Regions from separate parts of the Homo sapiens genome. Here region 2 is linked to region 1. A link is a loop called in an ENCODE intact Hi-C map of the cell type or tissue named here. Cell type or tissue: heart left ventricle. All regions are shown on one strand. Each heading gives the region's core, and the rest is flanking DNA. Links, peaks and the distances in the headings are about the cores only.

The links. Hi-C counts contacts between places; a loop is a spot of excess contacts. Peaks named below come from ENCODE experiments on the same cell type or tissue, not always from the same donor. Only the 100,000 strongest peaks of a DNase experiment are listed, where the experiment ranks them.
Region 2: it touches region 1 in a loop (2.3-fold over the local background); 15 of 110 quality-filtered maps call a loop at or near these places.

What each region holds. Positions count from the first base shown.
Region 1 is chr13:110,410,770-110,413,683 of GRCh38, forward strand. The region is part of intron 4 of COL4A2 (collagen type IV alpha 2 chain); the gene reads left to right. Among named protein-coding and RNA genes, the nearest start is that of COL4A2-AS2, 51 kb to the right of the region's middle. RefSeq lists a silencer at 1,433-1,727. In heart left ventricle, for the core only: a CTCF peak has its summit at 1,665 (motif pointing left); DNase peaks (open chromatin) are centred at 1,632 and 2,722; H3K27ac peaks cover 2,500 bases.
Region 2 is chr13:110,359,971-110,362,884 of GRCh38, forward strand. The region is part of intron 4 of COL4A2 (collagen type IV alpha 2 chain); the gene reads left to right. Among named protein-coding and RNA genes, the nearest start is that of MIR8073, 20 kb to the left of the region's middle. RefSeq lists enhancers at 389-889, 890-1,390. In heart left ventricle, for the core only: no CTCF peak of the experiment used is centred there; DNase peaks (open chromatin) are centred at 1,491 and 1,871; H3K27ac peaks cover 2,370 bases.

The DNA.
Region 1 (2,914 bases), core at 291-2,790:
TTCCATTTCCCAAATAAAGAAACTGAGGCTCAGGGAAGGGCAGTGACTTGCCTGTGGTCATAGAACTGGCAGAGCTGGGATTCAACCCCGGTAGCACTTCAAATCTGGTACTCTTCCTTCTTGACTGCACGGGGCTCCAAATCACGTGAATCTGTGTTTAACTGATCAGTGTTAAATCACTTCGGTTTGTTCACAAACCAAATGGCCACCATTCTGCCCTTTTCTCCTCTCAGCTGCCTTCTTCTCGATGCTCTTAAGCCCTCACTCACGGCCTGTGGGGTTACTGCAGGGACTTCTACCACCGTCTCCCACGTCCCATCTCAGCTCCTATCTGTGGTCAGCACCCAGGCCTCCCTACAGGTCTTCTCAGCCACGACAGCCTTCTCCCAAGGAACCTGGGCCTCTGCGAAGCGGCCTCCTGATTCCCCACAACTCCCCTGGAACACAAAGCTCGTCTTCTCCAAGGTCCAGCTAAACCCTGCTTCAGAATATGCTTAAACAGCCAACCTTTTTAGCATGCAGAACTCCACAGCTGTTTAGAAAATCTTCCTAATGCAGCCTGTTTTCAACAACGAATCTGTTCAGAGAAGGTAGAGAAAGCATAGGTTATGTCTAAATATTTCCCTGGAGTGTGTTACTACTTCAGAGTATTAGCCTGCAGCTCCAGGGGCCTCCTCTGCATACCTTTTGACCAGCATTGCTAAAAAGTAACAGAAATGGCTTGTTTGGGTTTCACCTTCTTTTTCTACCCATCACTCTTTAGCAGGGAGGGGGATTAATGAGCCGTGAAATGGCTACATTTGAGCAGGGTAGGGTTAAAGCAGAGAAGCCATGTTCTTAAATCACCTCTGCAGGACTGTGGCTGGCTTGGTTTTGTACGGATTTCCATGAACCCCAGGCATACATTGTTTATTTTTGTAGACAATTTGTCCATCTGCTTTTGGCTTAATTATCGCTTCAGGAAGATCAGTGGAAAAGATGTATTCAGAGTCCAAGGTCATGTCTGTTCCTCAAGGGAAGTCTGTGTGGATGACAATGCCCTATGGAACTCTTTTGAAAAGCCCCATATGACTCTTCTCTTTCATATACCAGCCAAATGGCCCAAACCTCTCTGTGCCTCAGTTTCCTCACCATAAAATGGGTACAATGACAGTACCTACCTCGTAGAGGTTTGTGAGGACTACATAGGCTGACTGTTGGAAAGTGCTCCGAACAGTGAACAGTCTAGAGTAAAAATGTCAGCTGCTGTTCTAGCTTAGTCCCAACCAGGGGTCAAAGCTAATAACCTGAAACACTCTCTTGTGGACCCTCTGCAATGGGCTGGGCCTAACAGGTCCGCCAATACACAAATTTGGAACACTTTCCTTTAAGCAAGTCAAAGGGAAGGGAATTGTCCAACCAATCAGTGATTGAGTTTGTTCCACCACCCTGTAGAAAGGAAAATGGAATTCGATGTGCTCTTTCGACATCTTTGGAACTCTGCAGTCAGGACTTTCCCCATGGGAGGTGAGCTCCCCGTGACAAATGAGGGAGCTGCCCTCTCTCCCACTGAGATGAGTCATTGTAACCCAAAACAATCTCAAAATCTTTGACATCACTGCCGCTTGCAAATCTGTGCCTCCAGCCAAGGGCCGGTGGATGCTACTGCCTGCCACCTCGTGTTCACCACCAGAACTGCACGTCACTCCGAATCTGCTGACCTCATACCCTGGCATAGAAACAGTAAAAAGACCAAACAAAAACGTGTCTTTTTTGGACCCAAGGTTGAAATCTGATTTTAAAACAGAGACATTCAGTAAGCATTAAACATCTTCCTTTTATAGCTTTCTCACAGACCTACATTGACAAACTCACCCCTTCCCTCCATAACCTTTACGCCCCTGAGTCACAGTAGTTGCCCTGAATTGCTTACGCAGGTCTGGCTTATCACCGACAGTTGTCCTCAAAACACTTGGTTCAAATGTTACCAGAACTAAATTTGGAGGAGGGAGTCCTGGCATTCCAGAGCCCTTGCCTCATTTTCTAGCGCGATCCCAGCAGATGGTCTGATGTATCTCATCAGATGCTGAGCGCGGGCCTCACTGGCCCAGCCCTCCTTTCCACAAGTCTGGTGGTCTCCTTTTTTATGACTCCACTTGAGAGGCCTGGGAAACATTCTCCCTGATAATGCAGGTGATAAAACCAGATCATCTGGTGGAACGAACAATCAGAAATTCCACTGGGCGGGCACAGGGCTTGGAGAAGAGTTGAGATTGCGGATGATGTTTTCCGGTAGATGAAGGTGACTGAAGGAATTGAATGGAGGGTGGAGGGGACTAAAGGAGAGGGTGAAGTCCTCCACAGCATGACCCACTGCTGCTCGGCATCAGAAATTGGGAAGTCATTATAATGGTCAGAAACGTGGTCTAAAAATAGAAGATTCCATGTGGGAAGAACATGAATTTCGGAGCCAGGCAGAGGGGGTAAATAGCAGTGCCATAACGCATGTGTTTAACAGACAGCACATGGAGTGTGTTCTGTGTGTCAAATCCTGCAAGAGATGCCGGGGACAGAGTGTGAATGAGGCATGGTCCCTACCTCCAAGGGCCTCGCGGTCTCACGTGAAATGTGGGTACAGAGATGTAGTATGGCAGTGCCCTGCAGTGTGCCATGGGGAAGAAGCCCCGGCCGCCTCCTCCAGTTGTGAGGAGGGGAAGATGCCCCCAGAGAGCCCATGCTTGAGTCACATCCTCTAGTGACCCTGAGAGCCTCAGGCAGCGAGGGCTGCGTGTGCCATGGCCCTGAGGTTCCAGAGAAACTGGCCCAACCGCTAGGCACTCAGTTAGACTGGAGAGTGCAGTGCACTGTGCCAGCGTGGGAAGGGGTGTGCCAGGGCAGTGGGGGACAAAAAAACGCAAAGGCTATGGCGGGGTGG
Region 2 (2,914 bases), core at 101-2,600, 51 kb before region 1:
GGTTGAAGATCATTTATCAGCACTTAACAAGGCTAAATAATTTTTAAGTTTATGGAAGCCATTTCACAAGATGTAAAATTCCCCTGGGTCTCATGCTATGGATTTTCCCAACGACACTTCTGTGGCAGTGATGAGAATGCCTGACTGCAGACTCTCCACCCCGCAGCCCTTGACTGGCTCAGCCTTATATGGGCATGGATAGAATTGGTGGTATACACATATCTGTGAGACTAGCTGTGTGGGACGGAGTTCGTGTCTAGAGCGACTCTGCATTCTTCTCCATGTCATCAGATAAACAGAACCCAAACAAACTGAGTAGAGGTGACCGGATCTGTTCTTTTCACTTTCTATGATTATTTAATGCAGAATCAACATAGTAACATTTTCCATAATGCCTTTAGGAGAATTTGATTCTTCAGTAAACATAGCTAGTTCAGATTATTTCAGTATATAATGGCATCTGCATAGCAGTGTACTGTTACACGATGCCAGAGGTCTTTTCAGTGAGGTTATTAGGAGGGGATTTCTAAGGATCCCCAAGACTCTGTGATTTCACGAATTCACAGCACAGGCATTGAGACCTTTTTATTTCCCAGCGTCCCTAGTGAAGGAAACACCTTGAGTCTCTTTCTATACTTTGCCAAGTAAAATGAAAAATCGACACCTTCTGGTTAATCTGATTAACTTGAGTAATCCAAAACTCCGTGTGGGCTTGGCTGTCCTCTAGTTATCCAGACGGGTTATCAACACTGATCCAATTAAGCTGTGATTGGCAGCTGTCTGAAGGGTTGTACAAAAGACAGAGGCAAACGATACCCGCCCCCCACCCCGGGGCCTGGACTGTGGGATCCACTGTGCACGCGCAGCACTCATGTGGCCTGAAATCTGGCTGTACCTGTACCTCTGGGTGCTGCGTGATGCTTGACACTGTCATTTCACCTGGGCCGAGGCCCGTGCTGCCAAGGGACCACACAGCCAGTCACTGGAGTGTGTTAACAATCAGCACACAGGGCTGCTCTGTTAATTCAGGTGAGACCCTGAACATTCACTGATAAAGTGATAGAAATAGCTGATGATAAAAGGTAAGAAAGAGATCAGTGATGCCATTTACCATTTTCTTATTCCTGGAGATATTCTTCTGTGTGTTACAGGAGACAATTACTCTCAGGACTGCTGCATCTACTGTATTAAAACATTTTTAAGATAGAGCATCTGTTTCAATACTACAAATCCGGTGCATGTGGCTTAACTATTTATTAATTAACAGATTTTCCCAAATGTGCTCTTGCAGAAGCATTGCTCTGTCTGCCCTACTTTTGGACTGATAGTATTTTTTTAAAGTAAGATAATACATAAAAATAGCAGCTGGACAGAGCTTGCTGTCGAAAGGGCTGTGTGCATAGTTTGTTCTTTCCCACAGCTTCCCCTGGGGTGGCTCCCGTCTCTCTTCCCTGTGGTGCTACTGTAACAGCCCTGGAAATGCCTGGCTGCAGACTCGCCACACCCCAGCACTTGGCTAGCTCAGCCTTTTATGGGCATGGTACCCCAGTTCATCTGTGCGTCACCATGGTGACAGCCAACATCGGAAGTTGTACGTCACTGGATAACTTTTGGACACGAAGCAGAAATCACAAGCATACTATGGATTCCAGTTCCAAATGGATTCTCATGTGACCAGTGAATGAGCTTTGGGTCAATTTGCAGAGCTTTGTTCATCCTTGGGCGGTGAGTGGTAGACTCTCCCAGCAGGGAGAGAATTGCTTCACCCAGACAGAACCACCCAGTCCCATAGATAATTCCAGCAAGCCACAGAGTTGAGGCCTGAAGAGGCAAGGCAGGAGCTGTGTACCGGCTGCTTGGCACTGCCCACTTCCCCTCCCTGGGCAGAGCTGGGAGGAGCTGAGCCAGGAGCCAGCCCATGTCCTGTAGTTCACGTACGAGCACACTGACTTCAGGAGGGAAATGGCCTCTGCAAATCTCACACCCAGATTGTGGCAGAGTCCAAAACAAAACTCAAGTCTGGGGACTTAGACAAATTCTTTTTCCAGCATAATCATCTTCTGTGTCCGTACTCCTCTTCCCATATGTCAGCCTAGAAGAGTGAGGCTCTCCGGGATGCAGGGAAGAACATAGGCAGCGTGAGAAGAGAGTTTCCCCTCGTTATGCAAGAGTTATGGTTCCCTAGTTAACTCTCTAACCACTTCTTCAGTTGTTTTGTGGATTAAAAAATAACTTTAACAAATGATTCAGGGCTCTGTTGTTATTTGAGGGTCTGTATTTCAAATAATCTCTAGTAAGCATATTGGAATAATTATAAATGATAAGTTCGATTCATTGATACTGCATGTTCTCAGATTTACCCCTCCACTGAATACCAGGCAATCATCAGCACCAAACAAGGTGCCCGCCCCTAGCACCTTTCACTGCAGCCCTCCCAGGCTCAAGCAGTTCTCCTGCCTTAGGCCCTCAAGTAGCTGGAACTATAGGCATGCACCACCACACCTGGCTGATTTTTGTATTTTTTTTTTTTTGTGGAGATGGGATTTTGCCATATTGCCCAGTCTGGTCTTGAACTCCTAAGCTCAGGCAGTCTGCCCACCTCAGCCTCCCAAACTTCTGGGATTACAGGTGTGAGCCACCACACCCAGCCTTCTTTTTCTATTCTCTTTTCAGTTTTCTTTCTTTATACACCATGGAGATGGAAGGCAGTTGAATGGGAAGCATCAAAGTGAGTTTCAGTTACAGAATTTCTGTCAGAGTTATCAGCACCACGCAATGTAAAGGTTAATAATATAGAAAGCAGTAGAGGGGCAGATAGGAAATCGGAGTCAACAAATAAGACAGCTTTGCTTTGCTTGTTAACTCACCTAGCAGATGGTGAAAGTCTTGGATTTTTCCAAGTAAGGTCAATTTT